Regions from separate parts of the Mus musculus genome. Here region 1 is linked to region 2. Evidence: chromatin loops called from intact Hi-C (ENCODE). Cell type or tissue: heart. All regions are shown on one strand. Each heading gives the region's core, and the rest is flanking DNA. Links, peaks and the distances in the headings are about the cores only. Region 1 has its middle 72 kb from the start of Gm33823. Region 2 holds the start of Gm33823 (a long non-coding RNA gene).

Region 1 (8,491 bases), core at 103-8,102, 74 kb after region 2:
ACTTCCTCTGCAGATGCTCAGGACCCAAGAATGGCACGTTGTAGCCAAGCCCCCTGGAGACAGGTAAGTGCACAGGACACGGGTCATGGGGAGGAGCGACTTCTAAAGGCAGCAACCCAGAGGGGTGGGTAGGCCTGGAGATCCAGTCGCCAGCTGTGGAGCCCTGCTCTGGGCCCTGGAAACCATACCTGGAATTTTCTTTGATAAAAGAATCTTGGAACCTGGAGATGACTCCAAGCCGGACCTCCTGTCTGCTCTGCAGATGGGGAAACTGAGGCACCCAGTATCAAGTGGAGTTTCTGAATTACAGTCCCAAGGGCTTCTTCAGGCAAGGCACCCTGTCTTCTCGGGATGACCAGGTCTGGTTCTCCTCAAATGCAGCGGGAAGGCAGGGCACACAGGGAACCTGCCTCCAGGCTGGAGAAGGATTCCACAGGAAGATGGACAGGGACACACACACACACACACACACACACACACACACACACACACACACGAGCTCATGCTCCTTGTCTCCAGGGAGGCAGGAGGCCAGAGCTAATGATAATATGTTTCCTGAGAACTTTCCACTCTTCTGAAACACTTCTAATTATGTCTGGAGTCCTTCCTTCCTACCCCACAGAACGGGAGGAACACGCGGCCCGGGAGTGTTCTTTCTGCAGCAGCCTGGAGTCAGTCCAGGCCTAACGGGGCCAGAGCCGGGGGAGTCCTGGTTCCCTGCCGCTGACCACTGGCACATCCTGCCATTGCCTACCCCCATGTGCAGGTGCTCCCTGTCACAACTGTGGCAGCTGGAGTCCTCCATCCCACTGGAGAGCATTCCCAAAGGGAGCCATCTTTGATGGTAAGCAGTGCCCTGTGGGTACTTCTTGCTGCAGTTCTGACAGGCGAAGGGCCGGCTCATGCTGTCTTTTGTTTGTTTGTTTGTTTGTTTTTGTTTTGTTGCTGTTGTTGCTGCTGTTGTTTTGGAGTGGCTACTTGTTGCCTGGAGCCCAAACGTTTCTTTAAGAACCCCCTAAATGTGTCAAGCATCGCCCCATCTGGGTTCAGAGCTCACTCTGGTGTCCCCGACCCCTCTGGACATTTTCTGAAATCAGTCCCCATAGTCCACGAGTGTCCCGTCATTGTATCTGTCACATGCAACATGAGTATCGCACAGGATGCACGCGTTGCAACACACACACTATGCTACATAATGCTGGATACTATGTAACATTGATCAGAGCCCCACACAATGAACAAGACTGGGCTTGGGAGCAGTTGGTGACCACACAGGAAAAGGAGAAAGGGTGAGCCTCAGCCTTAAACCCAGACTCAGGAACTCGACAGGCATCTGCCCAACCACATAGCCCTTGTCTCTCAAGCCTCAGTTTCCTGATCTGTCATGTGGGAGACAGAGCCTCGCTGCAGAGGCAGAGATTGCATGCACCTGCCCAGCTCAGTCACAGTGGGCAGCCTCAAGCATGGGCTGCTGGCAGGGAGGGGCCTGGTAGAGGGGCAGACAGAAGGACAGGAGACTGAGGACAGAAGGCTCTGGAATCTCGATCCCCAAAGCCTTTGTCACCTACACCAGTGTAGTCTGTCCCAAGTCCTACCTGAGCTGGGCTGGGGGCTTCAGGCTGCTCCTCCAGTCCAGCAAAGGGAACTCTCAGCTTTGTATCCACAGTGGTGCGTCTCCCTCCCTCTGTCTTGCTTGTTCCCTGCCGGAACTGATTTTCTACGCACACACTGAACAATGGGCACAGTGGCATGGGGTGGGGAGGCTGGGGGCAGGCAGAGTGACTGCCTTTACTCCAGAAGCAGCCCTCACTACCTCCTCAAGATCCCTGTGATGAAGGCGTGAGCTCTCAGCTCTCACATAGTCTGATACTGAGTCCAGCACATGAGCTCTCAGCTCTCACATAGTCTGATCCTGAGTCCAGCACATGAGCTCTCAGCTCTCACATAGTCTGGTCCTGAGTCCAGCACATGAGCTTTCAGCTCTCACATAGTCTGATCCTGAGTCCAGCACATGAGCTCTCAGCTCTCACATAGTCTGATCCTGAGTCCAGCATCCACGTGGCTCTGACACATCAGCCGAAGAAGCCTCTCTTCCCACATCTCCAGTCACTGCCCTGGGACTGAGAGTTCCAGAACGACTCCTCTGAAGCTAAGTGGTGATGGGATTTCCAGGGTCAAACAGCTTGTTGTAAGGCCACAGGACCAAAGTAACAGTCGTCACCACCACCATCATCAATACCATCGTTATCATCATCACCATCACCACCATCACCACCATCACCATCATCACCATCACCACCATTATCATCATCACCACCACCATCACCATCATCACCATCATCACCATCATCACTACCACTATCACCCTCCCCTCACCTCCAGTTCATCTACTTACTGGTTCCAGCTCTGCACTCCTCCCCCATTGCCTCTCTATCCTGCTGTGCACCTCCACTCACCCATAAGACCACCTCCCTGTACTAAATCCTTCTTTGTGGGGGATGAACAGAGGCCTGAATGTGCAGCTGTCAGCAAGGCAGCAGGGAAAACCGCAAGTCCACCCTGACTCTGTCACAGCGTGGCACACTTGACAGACATCTCCTACGCCAGTGTTCATCCTGCACTAGACTGACGGCAGAGGGACACTCCAGCCTGGTCAGGCTGAAGAGCTTGCTTATCTGAGGGGGAAGAAAACGGGGTGTCGGGCATTCGCCCCTGCTCCTCAGTCTGGCTGGCTCCTGCAGGCCACCACACCGGAGGGTGTGACATATGTGTGTTCACGGACCTGAGCAAAGCCGGGCCTGCTTCCACGTGGAGAACATGGCTCCTCGCGGCTCTCCAGCCCACAGGACTCTGACCTCCACGGCCACACCATGAGCCTGGGCTGGATGCCCTCGGCCAAGAGCCGCCGAGGCAGGGCCAGATTTATGACTTTGTTATTAGTTGTTTTGGAGTTGTTACAGCCACACGCTCCCTGGAGAATCCCCGAGCTGCTTTCTCTAGGACATATCAGGCAGACAGGGAGGAAGTATGTGAAGCTGGGAACATCCTGTGTGGCAGTGTCTCCCGAGCCCCAGGTACCGGGCCTTTTGTTTGCAGCCAGAGTGAGGCGGAAACTGATAAAGGCCAGGGGCTGGGGGAGGGCCTGCGGCACCTTGGTGCCCTGGTCGTTCTCCACCAGGACACATGTCCTCAGCTTCCTGAGCAAAACAGCCACAGGCCGTGAGCCTCTGATGCCGAGCCAGCCGCCCAGGGAGCCCCTCTTAACGAGACCCGCCGCCCAGTGGATTGCTGACTCTGCACGGAGCAGCCTCTGGCTCGCCAGCCAGAGGGGCCAACAGGCTGTGCCCACCACCAACACAGGGTCCCATTGTGTGTGCAGCTCCGCCCCCATCCCTGCTCCCAGAATCCTCCTGGTTGTGGTTCTCTGAATGCAGAGGGGGTCTGGGAGAGGGGGAGAGGCTAGAAAGACCAGCAACACCAGGTTTGTGTAGCCTGAGTGTCTTTTGAAAATACACTCACACATATAAGTAATGACATCAATAATGCTGAGAGCATAGTAAGGTCTGCAGACACAGATACTGACTTATTAGAGGGTAGGCTGTGAAATCCGCTCACTTTCCCTTTAGACCATTCTGCAACGTCCAAAAAAAAACCAAAAAACAAAAAAACAAAAAACAAAAAACTTAATAAGCATGTATTCCCTTTAGTGTGGGGAAAATATGTGTCTTTAATGTGAAAGATTTGTTTATTTGTGTATCGAGCACCTATGTGAATGAATGTATGTGTGTGTGTGTGTGTGTGTGTGTGTGTGTGTGTGTGTGTGTGTGTAGCATGTGCATGCAGTACCTCCAGAGGCCAGAAGGGGGAGTGTGTTCCCCCTGGAGCCTCAGTTACAGGCAATTGTAAACTGCCCAACATGTGTGCCGGGGGCTGAACGGCTGTCATCTTGAAGCGCACAGGTCTCTTCACTGCGGAGCCATCTCTCCAGCCCCTGACATTTCTTTAATCTGGAAACTGTAGCACAACCTCATGGAACGGGGTTCACAGAATCATCTAGAAGCAGCGCAGAGTGGGAGGATTGTAGTTATGAAAACCCTCCTCTGTTCTGTGCAGAGAGGCCATTCATAACTCAGCACTGGGGGAGAAGGGTATCCCTGGGCCACAGATGCCGCCATGGCCGGGTTCCAGTTTGACTGAGCTTGAGTCTACTGGGAAGAGTCGCACATAGTGCGGGCGTCCGCATGCTTGCTCAGGTTCATCTCTGGGCATCTGAGTGTCTTTCACAGCATAGGAGCTCTGGAGGCCCTGGCGGGGACGTGGCATACATGACACTGTTTCCAAAGACTCACCCAGGGTGCCAAGCACAAGGAACCGTCCAGCGGTGCCACCGTTTACAGAGAGGGAGATGCTCGGAGGCCTCACAGTTGCTGCTCTTCCCACCCAGATGTTCCCATGTGAGCACCACAGGACAGGTCACCGTCAACTGCACAAGGAACTTAAAAGCCTCAGACTGTCGTTGGGAAGAGCCCTGCCACCAGCAAAGCTTGAGAGGTTTAATAGCTGAGACCTACCCAACCAGATGTTAGGGGGATGTGGTGGTTTGAAAATAATACCTATAGGCTCTTGGGGAGTGGCACTATTGGGGGTGTGGCCTTGTTGGAGTGGGTGTGGCCTTGTTGGAGGAAGTATGTGGGTGTAGGGTGGACTTTGTGGTCTTAGATGCTCAAGCCAAGCCCAGTCTCTCTCTCCCTCCCCTTCCCTCTCCCCCTCCCCCCTCCCCTACCTCTCCCTGTTGCCTTCAGATATAGATATAGAAATCTCATCTACATCTCCAGCACCATGCCTGCCTGCATGCTGCCATGCTTCCTGCCATGATAATGGACTGAACCACTGAAACTGTAAGCCAGCCCCCAATTAAATGCTGTCCTTATAAGAGTTGCCTTGGTCATGGTGTCTGCTCACAGCAATAAAGACTCTAAGACTTGCCCAAACCTCAGTCACAGCTCCATCCCTCAGTAGCCAGAGAGGGGAAAGACCTTGAGTAAATCTGTCATAGACCAGGCAGGTCAGGGAACTGGGGGACCCACTCTGCTCCTCAGAATTGGCCCCTCGACTCTGCTCTCCACAGAGGCCGTGCGCTTACACCTGCCCACTGTGAGTCTCTGCCCACAGGAGTGCAGTGGGCAGCACCACTTCCCTCTGAACACAGTACAGGAAACATCAAGAGGCCAGGGCTTCAGGAAGAGTGACCACTGGGGGGGGGGGGCGCGGGGAGAGGAGGTGACTAGGCAAGGCAGGGGCATCTTTCTCTCCTGCTTGAACCACACAGACTTCTAGGATGGAGAAGGGTAGGGAGGCGGCGGGTGGGGTTCTGCAGGGCCTAGACATCCATGTGCATCTCTGTTCCCCAGGAGCCCTAGCTGGCATCATGATGACAAAACTGCCCCTTCTCTACCTCCTCCTCCCCTTCTCACTCTACCTCCTCCTCCCCTCTCTCCTCCTCCCCTCCCCTTCTCTCTTTCCTCCTCCTTCCCCTCCTCCCCTTCCTTTTCTCCTTCCCCTCCTCCCCTCCCTCTTTCTCCTTCTCCTCCCCTCCCTCCTCCCCCCTTCCTCCTTCTTCTCCACCTCCTTCCCTTCCCCCTTTTCCTCTTCTCCCCTCCTCCTCCTCCTCCTTAGTACAGAGGCATCCCATCCACACACCAGGAAGATGATTTTACCTGCAGTACTCCACAGAAGAAAGGAGAGCAGAAGTGTTCTCAAAGTCGGTCCTATCGACCCAAATTGTGCCTGGCCACAGGCCAGCTGATGCTCTGTCCAGGAAAACGTGCCCCAAAGCAACCATGGTCCAGCCAAATAGATACATGCTGTGTCCAGTGGAATCCAACCAGACTTGGCTCAACCCTGGTTCTCTCTCTCCAGTCCCCCAGAGGCACCCCAGCTTCTGTGACAACATCCCCTTCTCCGAAACACTGGCCTGGTGCACAGCCCTGATGGTGAGGACCACAGACTCCTGTGTCCAAACCTCAGTTGATGACAATTGTCTCATCAAACCCTGATTGTGTCTGGTCACCTGAAGGCCTCACGTGTAAGGTTCCCCCTTTGGGCAGATGGGTGATAGTTGTGAATTGAAGGTCCCAGCAGCCAGGCCCGCCTCCCGACCCCCATCAAGTCCATGATGTCCTTTACTGAGGTTGCTGTCTCCTCCTTGACCTGTCTTTCTTGTTCCCCCCAGCAAGGCCGACAGAGGAGACCTTTCCAGGACCTGTTCCTGTGAGATGGAGATTTTGGATGGGGACCACTGGCCTGGTGCCTGCCATCCTGAGGAGGAGGCCAGCGAACCTGTGAATGGAGACTGTTCCTCAGCTGTAACAAAAGCAGACGGTCCCCACAGAAAGGCATCTGAAGTATGACCACCTGCAGTTGCCACATAAAGGCCTGCAGTGCAAGACAGCATGGCTGGAGCATAGGGGTTGGAGCTGTGGGGTGAAGGCCATGAAGCCACAGTCCCAACACCCAGCAACAGACTTAACCGGGCCAGTAGAACTCAAGAGGTTTGGCATACCGATCATGCTTTTATTGTCTTTTTTTTTTTTTAATGTCTTTGGAGCAATCCATGGTCCGTGAATGTCATGTATGACACATAGGAAGAGATGCCAGAGAATGGCTTCTCCTGCCTCTGTTTCCCCTCTGGCTCTCTGCCCACTTCCCTCATATGGTGATTCCCGGTCCTTCGGATGACAGTCCTGGGCTAAGAGCAAAGCCCAACCCACCTTGCATGGATCTGAATCAGCCCAGTTCTGAGTTCCACCTACACCAGGCCTCTCTCCACGTGACTAGCTGAATTCACCAGTGATGGGGAAGACAGAGTGTCATGCTCTCCATCTCGGTCCGGGAGCCCAGCACGGGACCATGGGAGCCAGCAGAGCCTAACTCTCAACTCAAGGCCTTGACTCTAACTCTTGGCTTCTCTGTCCCTTTCATGGGTCAACCTGACACCCCAGGATGCCAATTTGGGACCCCAGGTCCAACCTACCCTGTCTTGGGAGCTTTTTGAGAGCAAGCAGCGCCGAGCAGTGGTGGCACGTGCCTTTAATCCCAGCACTTGGGAGGCAGAGGCAGAGGCAGAGGCAGAGGCAGAGGCAGAGGCAGAGGCAGAGGCAGAGGCAGAGGCAGAGGCAGAGGCAGAGGCAGAGGCAGAGGCAGAGGCAGAGGCAGAGGCAGAGGCAGAGGCAGAGGCAGAGGCAGAGGCAGAGGCAGAGGCAGAGGCAGAGGCAGAGGCAGAGGCAGAGGCAGAGGCAGAGGCAGAGGCAGAGGCAGGCGGATTTCTGAGTTCGAGGCCAGCCTGGTCTACCAAGTGAGTTCCAGGACAGCCAGGGCTACACAGAGAAACCCTGTCTTGAAAAACAAGACAAGAGAGAGAGAGAGAGAGAGAGAGAGAGAGAGAGAGAGAGAGAGAAGAGAGAGAGAGAGAGAGAAGAGAGAAGAGAGAAGGAGGAGGAGGAGGAGGAGGAGAAGAAGAAGAAGAAGAAGAAGAAGAAGAAGAAGAAGAAGAAGAAGAAGAAGAAGAAGAAGAAGAAGAAGAAGAAGAAGAAGCAGCAGCAGCAGCAGCAGTCAGGCCACACCCCCATCGAGGCTGCAAGAAGGCTAAGCTGCAGCAGAAAATTTACCACTGCGCTCAGCTGAGAGCAGGAGTGCGGTAAAGAATAAGAAATCTGGGAATGTGAGGATCTGGGACTCCCCTCCTCCCTCTGGAACTTGCCCTCCTCCCTCTGGAACTTGCCCTCCTCCCTCTGGAACTTGCCCTCCTCCCTCTGGAACTTGCCCTCCTCCCTATATAGAGAAAGGAAGAACCAGATGGCCACTGCAAGGATGCCGGGAGCAGGGTGCTTGTTCTGACTGGAGGACGGACAGCCAACCTTGCGTGCTGGGCTTGGGGAGATGGCACACTTGGTACAGTTGTTCGTTTCAAAGCACAAGGACCTGTGTGCCATCCCAGGATTCATGTTAAGAAAATCTAGGTGTGGTGGCACCTGTTTATAATGAAGTATGAACATGCACATATACCACACACATACGTGAACACATACAAAATTAAAAATGAAAAAGGAATACTGGAAAGATAGCTTCACAGTTAAGAGCATTTTCTGCTCTTCTGGAGGACCCAGGTTCAGTTCCCAACATCTACAGCCTGCTATAACTACAGCTCCAGGAGATCCAGCGCCCCCCTCTGACCTCTGCAGGCACCAGCCACACACACAGTGCATGTATATGCATGTACATAAAACACAAACATAAAATAAATCTAAAACAATGCTTAAGTTAAAGGTAATTTCTTCGTATAGGAAAGTAGTGTGTCACACACCCTCCCCCAGGACTCCTGCACAACCCCCAGAGCAGCAGTCCTCAACCTTCCCAATGCTGCGACCCTTAACACAGTTCCTCATGCTGCGGTGACCCCCAACCATACAATCATTTTCCTTGCTACTTCATA
Region 2 (8,491 bases), core at 373-8,372:
TCCCTCCCAGCTGTGGCGAGTCGGTGCAAGGCAAGAAGCCGGGAGCCAGGTGGGGACAGGCAATGGTGGCCGTGCCCCCCGGAAACAGCCTGGACTCTCACCAGGGTGTCAGCTGTGGAAGGAAGAGGTGAAGGCTGCTTGAGATAAAGCCTGTCGGTCTACTGACAGATTGGGTGTGAGGGAGATGCCGGGCAGCCACCTCACTGTGTACTGAGCAACTTGGCCAACAGGGGAAAGAGCCACCCTTGGAGGTGTCGAAATCAAGAGCTCAGGTTTGAGCATGAGAAGTTGACCAGTCTGAGCAATCTTATTGTGTGCAGATACGAGGAAGGCATGGAGCCCAGTGCCTGGCACCCAGGAAAGACTCCACGATGCCTCCAGCTCACATCCTGCACATATCCCGCCTGCAGACCTTGGAGGGACTCCCCACCGGCTCTTCCTCATTCCTGTCAGACTCTCCCGTTTTTTTGCTCCCACGCCAAAGCCCAGGAAATATGAGCTGCGGCCCTGTGGGCCGTAGGGCAGTCGGGGAGAAGACAAATGTTCTGTGGGAGGGGTGGCTCCAGGGTCACACCGGCGTCAGCAACAACTTGCTGCCTGTCCTCGTCCTGGGAAACCAGACTGCAGCCTGGGCTGTGACTGTGTGGGGGCCTGCGCCTCCCCAATCCCCCCCCCTGGCTGCAGGTTGGTCCTGAGTTCTCTCCTCGTTAAATGAGCTGAAGACAGTCACCCTTGACAGGGAAGGGGGGGCAATGAGAATCCCTGCAGCTCTTCCTCTGTGATCTTATTTCAGGGGCACTGTGTTCCTGGAGTCTGCTTCGAGGCAGCCAGGGATGAAGGACCTGAAGTGCTCTGGAGCCCAGGGATGACCCTGGGACCGATCCCACGGTGCGACAGTTTCTGCAACCGTTCTCAACTCTCTTTCCAAGAAACCTCCGCAACCCCGACCTGAAGGAAGTAATTATCGATGCCGTCCGACAAGCTCGCCTCTCTCCTTCTCGACCCTTCGTCTTCTTGTAACAGCTTCATTGATCATGGCTAGTGAATATGATTATCCTTTATCCACCCTGACCCTTTCTGTGGCTGAGACTGGGTTAGGGACAGAGTTCATCTCTCTTGGTTTCCTTTGTGAATTCTGGAACTGAGCGTGAAGCCTGTGGGTTCTCGGTATGTAGTCGTCAACAGTTGGCGTCATCTAGGCAGAGTGGAGAGAGAAAACGAGATTTGAACAAATATGACTGTGATCACTGCTCTGAGTGAGCACACACACGAGAGAGAGAGAGAGAGAGAGAGAGAGAGAGAGAGAGAGAGAGAGAGAGAGAGCGCTCACAGCAGTCTGGTTGTGTTCATATATACAGTGGCGCTGTCCCAAGAGGCCTGTGACTGTGTGTGGGGTCAACTGTTGTTGGCATTGAAAACTTTTTTTTTCTTGTGTAAAATTTCAGACATATACTTTAGTGGGCAAGGGGCCCAGTGAGGATTCATGAAGCCAATTGACTGCTCTGGTTGTCCGAGTGTTGAACGAGACCAGAGATGTAGAAGGAACCTTACACTTGACAAAGAAGCTTTCAGATTTCTCCTGCGGTCAGAAGCAAGTTAAGGATGCCAGCCATCTCTGCTCCTTTCTGACATTTGTATCAACAGTCTCTCCACATGCGATACCACCGTAAAAGAAAACTGGTGGCCAGGGAGCTAGCTCAAAGCACGTGTCTTATGTCTTAGTCAGGATCACTACTGTTGTGACGTAGAACACTGCGGCCAAAAGCAAGTTGGGGACAAAAGGGTTAATCTGGCTTATAATTCCACATCGTGGGTCCATCATTGAAAGCAGTCAGAACAGAAACTCAAGCTGGGCAGGAACCTGGAGGCAGGAGCTGATGCAGAGGCCATGGAGGGTGCTGCTTACTGGCTTGCTCCCCATGGCTTACTCAGCCTGCTTTCTTATAGAACCCAGGACCACCCGCTCAGGGATGGCCCCAGACACAATGGGTTGGGTCCTCCCCCATCAACCACTAATTAAGAAAATTCCCCCACAGGCTTGCCTGCAGCCCAATTTTATGGAGGCAATTCCTCAGTTCAGGTTCCCTCCTCTCAAATAGCTGTGATAAATTGGCATAAAACTATTCAACACACCATTAAGACACAAGGTTTTAAGTTCAGATCCTGAACATTCACATAAAAAGCAGAAAGGTAGACAGGAAAAGTCTTAGGGTTCACTGTCAACCAGTCTAGCTGTATCAGTGGGAGACCTTGTTTCAAAAACAAACAAACAAACAAGGACAGAGTGATCAAGGAATGCCTCTGTGATGGTTTGTATATCCTTGGACCTGGGAGTGGCACCATCTGGAGGTGTGGCTTTGTTGGAATAGGTGTGACCTGGTTGGGATGGGTGTGTCACTGTGGGTGTGGGTATAAGATCCTCACCCTATTTGCCTGGAGGTCAGTCTTCCACTAGCAGCCTTTGGATGAAGACATAGAACTCTCAGCTCCTCCTGTGCCATGCCTGCCTGGATACTGCCATGCTCCCACCTTGATGATAATGGACTGAACCTCTGAACCTGTAAGACAGCCCCAATTAAATGTTGTTTTTTATAAGACTTGCCTTGGTCATGGTGTCTGTTCACAGCAGTAAAACCCTAACTAATACAGCCTCCATAGGTGACCTCTGTCCTTCATGTGCAAATACACACACATGCATTCACACCTGTAGACTGATGTGCACACACACAGAGGAAAGGTGGAGTGGAGAATCTGTGCACGTGTTAGCCTGGTGCTCAGGAAGCCAAAGCAAAAAGTTCAATGAGTTGAAGCTACCTTGGGCTATGCTGTAAGACTGTCTCAAAACCAAAACCAAAACCAGCTAACAACCAACGAATAGGAAGGGAGGCAAAATTGACAGGAAAGAAAAAGAATTATGGAAAGAGATAAAAAATGTGGTTGTTGGTAGACAATAGTACCATCTTCAATGGAAACCCAGCAGAATCTACAAGGTAATAACAGCAGTAAATAAGTCCCGAGAATGTACCATCTTAGTTTTGTTTCTGTTATTATAATGAGGCATCCTGAGAAAAAGCAACTTGGAGAGAAAGGGCATTATTTTAGCTTAGAGTTCCAGGTCACAGCTCATCACTGAGGGGAGGTCAAGGCAGGGAGTCCTTACAGGGTCACATCACATTCACCATCAAGAGCAGAGAGATATGAATGGAAACAGTCAGGACGCCCTGCCTAGGGAATGGTGCCACCCATACTAGGCTGTGTCTTCAAACATGAATGAACCTGTTAATTGAGACAATCCTTGATGGACATGCCAACCTGATCTAGACAGAGACTCTCTTCCTAGATGATTCTGTGTCAAGGTGATAATTAGTGCTCACAGCCCATGGCCTGGAAAATAAAAAAGCTAAAAATCTACTCGATTCTCACCAGATTGTAATCACTTAGGAATGTGTAGAATTCTACTCTCAAACCTCTCATGAATAATTCTGAGAAAGCTCTGAAAGACAATTTTGTTGGTGATTCTGAACACTGTCTGAAGAATGGGAGAGATCTGAGAGCCTCCAGACAGGAAGGCTCTGTATCAGGATGAGATTTTCAAGTCTCACAGGCAGTGGCCACAAAGCTGCCAGCACGTTTTTTGAAAATGCCATTTGACAGACTCACCCCAAGTGGGGTAGGGGTGGGATCCCAGACTAGCCGAGGTATTTTGGACATAATAATAAATGATGAGGTGAGGGAACTTGCTGACAGATGTTACAAGCTAATACGCAAAGGAAAGAAATTAAGGTAGATAAATAATTCAACAACACTGTCCGTGATGTACACTCAGTCCATGGCTGTTTGTTGAGCTGCTGTTATGTACCAGGTTGTCTTCCACATGTTATCTATGCAGTTGTCTGATGTCCACTCCTCCAGGAAGCCCCGGTCTTGAGGAAAAGTACAGATAGTCCATGGATAAGTCTGAGGCACAGTAGTGTTGTCTGCAAAAATAAATCAAGATGAGGAGAAGGCATGTGTGTGCATTTGTGAGGAGGGTAGACTCTGGTCTGAGAAGGCTACCAAGTTTACTGTAGGATGAGCAATGAAGCGGGACTCCCCACCCACCTCCAGATGAACTAAGGTCCCAGAACAGGCTGAGACACAGCGAACTGGGCAACGAGTTCAGAGTAGCTAGGGAAAGCTAATGGGGAAGAGATGAGGACGGCCAGAGACTTGGTGCTATTTGCAGCAGGGCAACAGTAAGAGGAGAAATTTCCATGGTAAGAAGAGCCCATTTGAGTGAGAGTAGAGCCTGCTCCAAGATCAGGGGAGGACAGAGAACCGAGAGATAAGCATGGAGCTGTCACCCAAGTTGTCGAGGGTGCTGGAGGGGCACGAAGAGTTAGTGGGTCCCCAAGAGAGTGAAGCAGTGGTGTGTGGGGTTTGCTGTTGTCTTGGATGAAGACATGAGCAGAGACTCTGGGCTGGTGAGCCAAGATTCGCTTTTCCCAGGACAGGAGACACGGAGCTGGACAGACAGAAAGGACAGACATGTAAGACGTTTGTTTAGACCGCCTGCTTTGCCCTTGAGAGCTCCAACAAGCCTGAAGAACACAGGCTAACTACCAGCTCTTATCTCTCAGTCCCAGGGTATGAGGTCCCGCAGGCACCCTGCAGGGAGAGGCCTGGCTTAGTCTAATATGGGGCCAAACTGAGCTCTGATTCATTTTGACCAGTCATGTGACCCGTGACCTGCCTACTCCCTCCCTCCCCCCTAGCTCCAGGAGCCCCTTCCAACCCAAAGACTCTGGGAATTCAGGAAATCCCAATTTAGATACGTGGCTTCGGAAACTGGCAGCCACCAGAGAACGGAATCCGGAAGGCCCTGCCATTGTGCGCACAGTCTAGACTCGGGACTGGATCACTGCGCCAGGAAGGAGTGAAAGTCCCTTTCTCGGCTGTCCACCTTTCCAGGAAGCAATAACCAGGCACAGCTCTGCCAAGCTCTCTCGGGGTCCAGGGCCACCCCGGGGCTTGGCCAGCCGTGTTATTATTCCCGCACCCCTTGCCAGATGCACCACGCCCAGCTAGTGCTTCCTCGGAGATAACACGGGTAGAGTGACCACATCAACCTGCACAAACAGGTGGCACTTATTTACATGGGGACAGGGAGTCGCCAGTCCGCATGCCAGGTGGGAGTCGAGCCTGATAAAGCTGCTTGCTTATCACAGAGGGTTAGAGGTGTTGTTTTCTTGTTTGTTTGAAGTTAGGGATCTGTAAAGTCCAGCGTGGCTGTGACCAAGTTTAACAACAGTTACAGAGAGGCTCAGAGAAGATGAAGCCGCAGGAGCTGGCCTGCTCTGTGTGCGTGAGCCGCACCATGGAATCTGTCGGGCTGGTTTTGACAGGCAGGGACAAAGTGAGGATTAATGAACCATTTGCCTTTGGACAAAATGACACGTTAAGTAAACCTGTGGGTGTTCCACACCGGCACTGCACCCTCGGCTTCGAGTCAGACACTTCTGCGCATGCTCCCTCGGCTTCCGGGGTGGGGAGGTGGGGTGGGGGTGGGGAGTTGTCAGTCACTTCTGCACATGTGGCGCTGAAAGACTCAGGGAGACACAGGCCTGGCGGTCAGGCCAGAGTCCGGTGATGGCTTCCACAGCCAATTGGCAGCCAGATGCACACAGTGACTGGTTGGGTTCAGGGCCTCTGTTCCAAGTCACTCTGCTCTGTCTTGGAATGTGTCATATACATCTTCTTCGGCTGGTCAGTCAGATGCCACCTGCTGAGGTTCTGCTAGACAATCAACGCGTCTCGTTTTATCCTTGGAAAACCCAAGGAGATGGCACCTGGTCAGGCTTTGCCGCTGCGGATGAAAGAACCAGACAGCAAGCTCCATCACCCAGGAGATTCCGTTTGCAAACTTCCTGGGACAGTCCAGCTCTAGTGCTGTGGAGTCCCTAAACCAAGAGCCAGACAGAGCACCCACATGTGGGTTCAGAAGCTTCCGTAGCTGACCGCTCCCATGGAGAGACAGAGCCAGGCCCCTTAGTACCATCTTGGAGTTTCTGACCTCTGAATAGGGGCCTCTTCCTCTCCTGCCATCCTGTGAGGGAGTTTGGGGTAGAGACCTCAAGAGATCCTGCGTAGACAGGGAAACATTCAGGCCAGTGTGAGCTGCAGATGATACACCTGAACCCTGGGAGAATAAACAGAAACCAAGACAGTGCCCAGGCACCAGACACTGGGCACCAAGGAACCTAGGCTTTCGCCAGCCACGGGACACGCAGGCAGCAAAGTGGCCCGGCCAGTTTTGCCTGCCTCTGTCTGCAGCCCAGCCTGGCTGTCCGCCTCTCTGGTTTGGGTGGCAGTGTGGCAGGCCATCAGATAGGCAGCACATTCCACTGGGGATTTTCAGGTTGGGATAATCTGATATGTGTCTGGACACGCCATTTCTGCCACTGCCGCTGTGATATCTATCGCCTGTTCAAATCAACAAGGGCAGAGAGCAGGAAGCCTTGTACAGATCCACTGCAACCTCTTCCTCTCCCTCCTCCTCCTTCCGACTTCCTCTCCCTCTTCCCTCTCCTCTCCTCCTCCTCTCCCTTTATCTCCCTCCTCTCCCTCCTCCCCTTCCTCCTCCTCCCACTCCTCCTCCTCCCCCCTCCTCTCCCTCCTCCTCCCCTTTATCTCCCTCCTCTCCCTCCTCCCACTCCTCCTCCTCCCCCTTCCTCCCTCCTCCTCCCAATCCTCCACCTTGCTTCGTAGTGTCCTCAAAGCTCCCTGATGGCTGCCCTTCCCTCTGGCACCCACTTGTCGGTTCCCAGCACTGTCGAGTAGGAAGGTTGCCAGCATGAGGGGAGGAGACTGTTCAGAGGGCTGTGGTCAGTCTCAACCTCTGCCTGCTAGGATCCAAAACAGTTGGGCAAGCCCTCACCTCTGAGCCTCACCTTCCCCACCTGTAATGTGGGGGCAGGGCTAACATGCAGACACTTAGCAGAGCTCTGATGGCCGCCGCCATTCAATGGAGCTGACGAGCCTGGCTGGGATCCCAAGGCAGGCAGGCTTCCTGCACATCAGCTATTTGCTGGCACCTGTGGAGTGAACTTGTTTTGGTTTTGCCACAGACATTGTTGTAATTGATTGACAGAAACAAGCTAAGGGGACATTTATTTTGGCTCTTGGTTTCGGGGGTTTTGGTCAATGATAGCAGGGAGAGCCGAGGGCCATCCATGGCAGTGACAGGGGGCAGTGGAAGCTTGTCACCTGGTAGAAGACCAGATACTGAGAATAAGCAGGAACCACTGGTGTGTGTAACTTTCAAAGGCCACCCCCACCCTCAGATCTGCTTCCTGCAGTAAGGCTCCACATCCTAAAGGTTTCACTGGCTCTCCAGACAGTGCCATCCGCTGGAACCAGGCGATAAAATATGAGCCTGCGTGGGACATTCTTGTACCAACCACAATTCACTGATAGGACAGTTATCTTAATGAGTGAAGCCACAATCTAAAGAAATGTGGGACCAATATTTGAGGAGCATGTATCACCACAATAAAAATGGAAGTAACTTTGCCCTAGCAGTCAGACCTAAGGCACCGGTATCCAGCCTGGGCCAAGGCCCAGCTTTGCCATGTTCAGGCTCTTTGACCTTGGACAGGTGTATCAATGTCTCTGAATTTATGTTTCTTTACAATGGAGGTACACCTAGCATACATTTATGGGGTACGATGAGTGTACCCATAAGAACTCACTGATGGAATCTGGGTCATTGCCACGTCATGTCCACAGTGGGCACTGGGTGAAAGGTGACCATGGTGAAGAACGGGGACCAGGGAAAGGGAGAAAGCACACTCCATCCATGTGTGTGCTCTTCCCTGAGGGAGGACAGCAGGACGGAGCTATCATTACCTTAAGCCAGGAGGGGAAGTTCGGTCTGGATACTGGACTTAGAGGCTGCTGTCTCTGCATCTGCAGCCAAGAAGCCTGGGAGGAGGGATGCTACAGCTAAGCTGCCGGTCCAGGGCAGGGGGCCATGTCCCTTCCTCACCCCAGTGCAGGACAGGGACCCAGTTCCTCCCTCACTAGTCTTCAGAATTTGCTTAGTTGCCTTCTTTAAAACAAGAAAAAGGAAAAATTAAGTTGACCAAGAACAGTAGGCTACACAGGATACAACCAGATGCAGAGGACAGGGCTACAGCACCTCTGACCTTGGCTCAGCCTGAACGAGTCAGTCTGCCCGGGGGCGTGCAGCCTGAGCCCTCCAGGCCATGGAAATCGGTTTCTCCCTTGCCTCTCTAAGTTCTATTCCCAACCAAAGAGACAGAAAACCCACACTGAGGGTGTTGAGGACACTGGAGAGACTCCCTCATGAGAAAGTGAGTCTTTGGATCTCTGTTAGTTGGGGATACTCTGAGGATGAGGAGGCCATGGCTCTGACAGTGGCCATGTGGAGGGTGGAGTTGTCCACGGGCACGAGCTATTCTGCCATGAAATCTGCTCTTACTGCTGGGTG

What was found. Hi-C counts contacts between places; a loop is a spot of excess contacts. Peaks named below come from ENCODE experiments on the same cell type or tissue, not always from the same donor. Only the 100,000 strongest peaks of a DNase experiment are listed, where the experiment ranks them.
Region 1: it touches region 2 in a loop (4-fold over the local background); 3 of 42 quality-filtered maps call a loop at or near these places.

The regions. Positions count from the first base shown.
Region 1 is chr8:121,332,007-121,340,497 of GRCm38, forward strand. No RefSeq gene overlaps it. Among named protein-coding and RNA genes, the nearest start is that of Gm33823, 72 kb to the left of the region's middle. In heart, for the core only: a CTCF peak has its summit at 3,876 (motif pointing right); DNase peaks (open chromatin) are centred at 595 and 3,085; H3K27ac peaks cover 3,213 bases.
Region 2 is chr8:121,258,116-121,266,606 of GRCm38, forward strand. It overlaps Gm33823 (a long non-coding RNA gene), which reads right to left and starts at 6,459. Exons shown (of 3, transcript XR_388123.4): 1 at 5,136-6,459; 2 at 4,344-4,504; 3 at 3,674-3,977. In heart, for the core only: no CTCF peak of the experiment used is centred there; DNase peaks (open chromatin) are centred at 4,836 and 5,456; H3K4me3 peaks cover 1,536 bases; H3K27ac peaks cover 4,824 bases.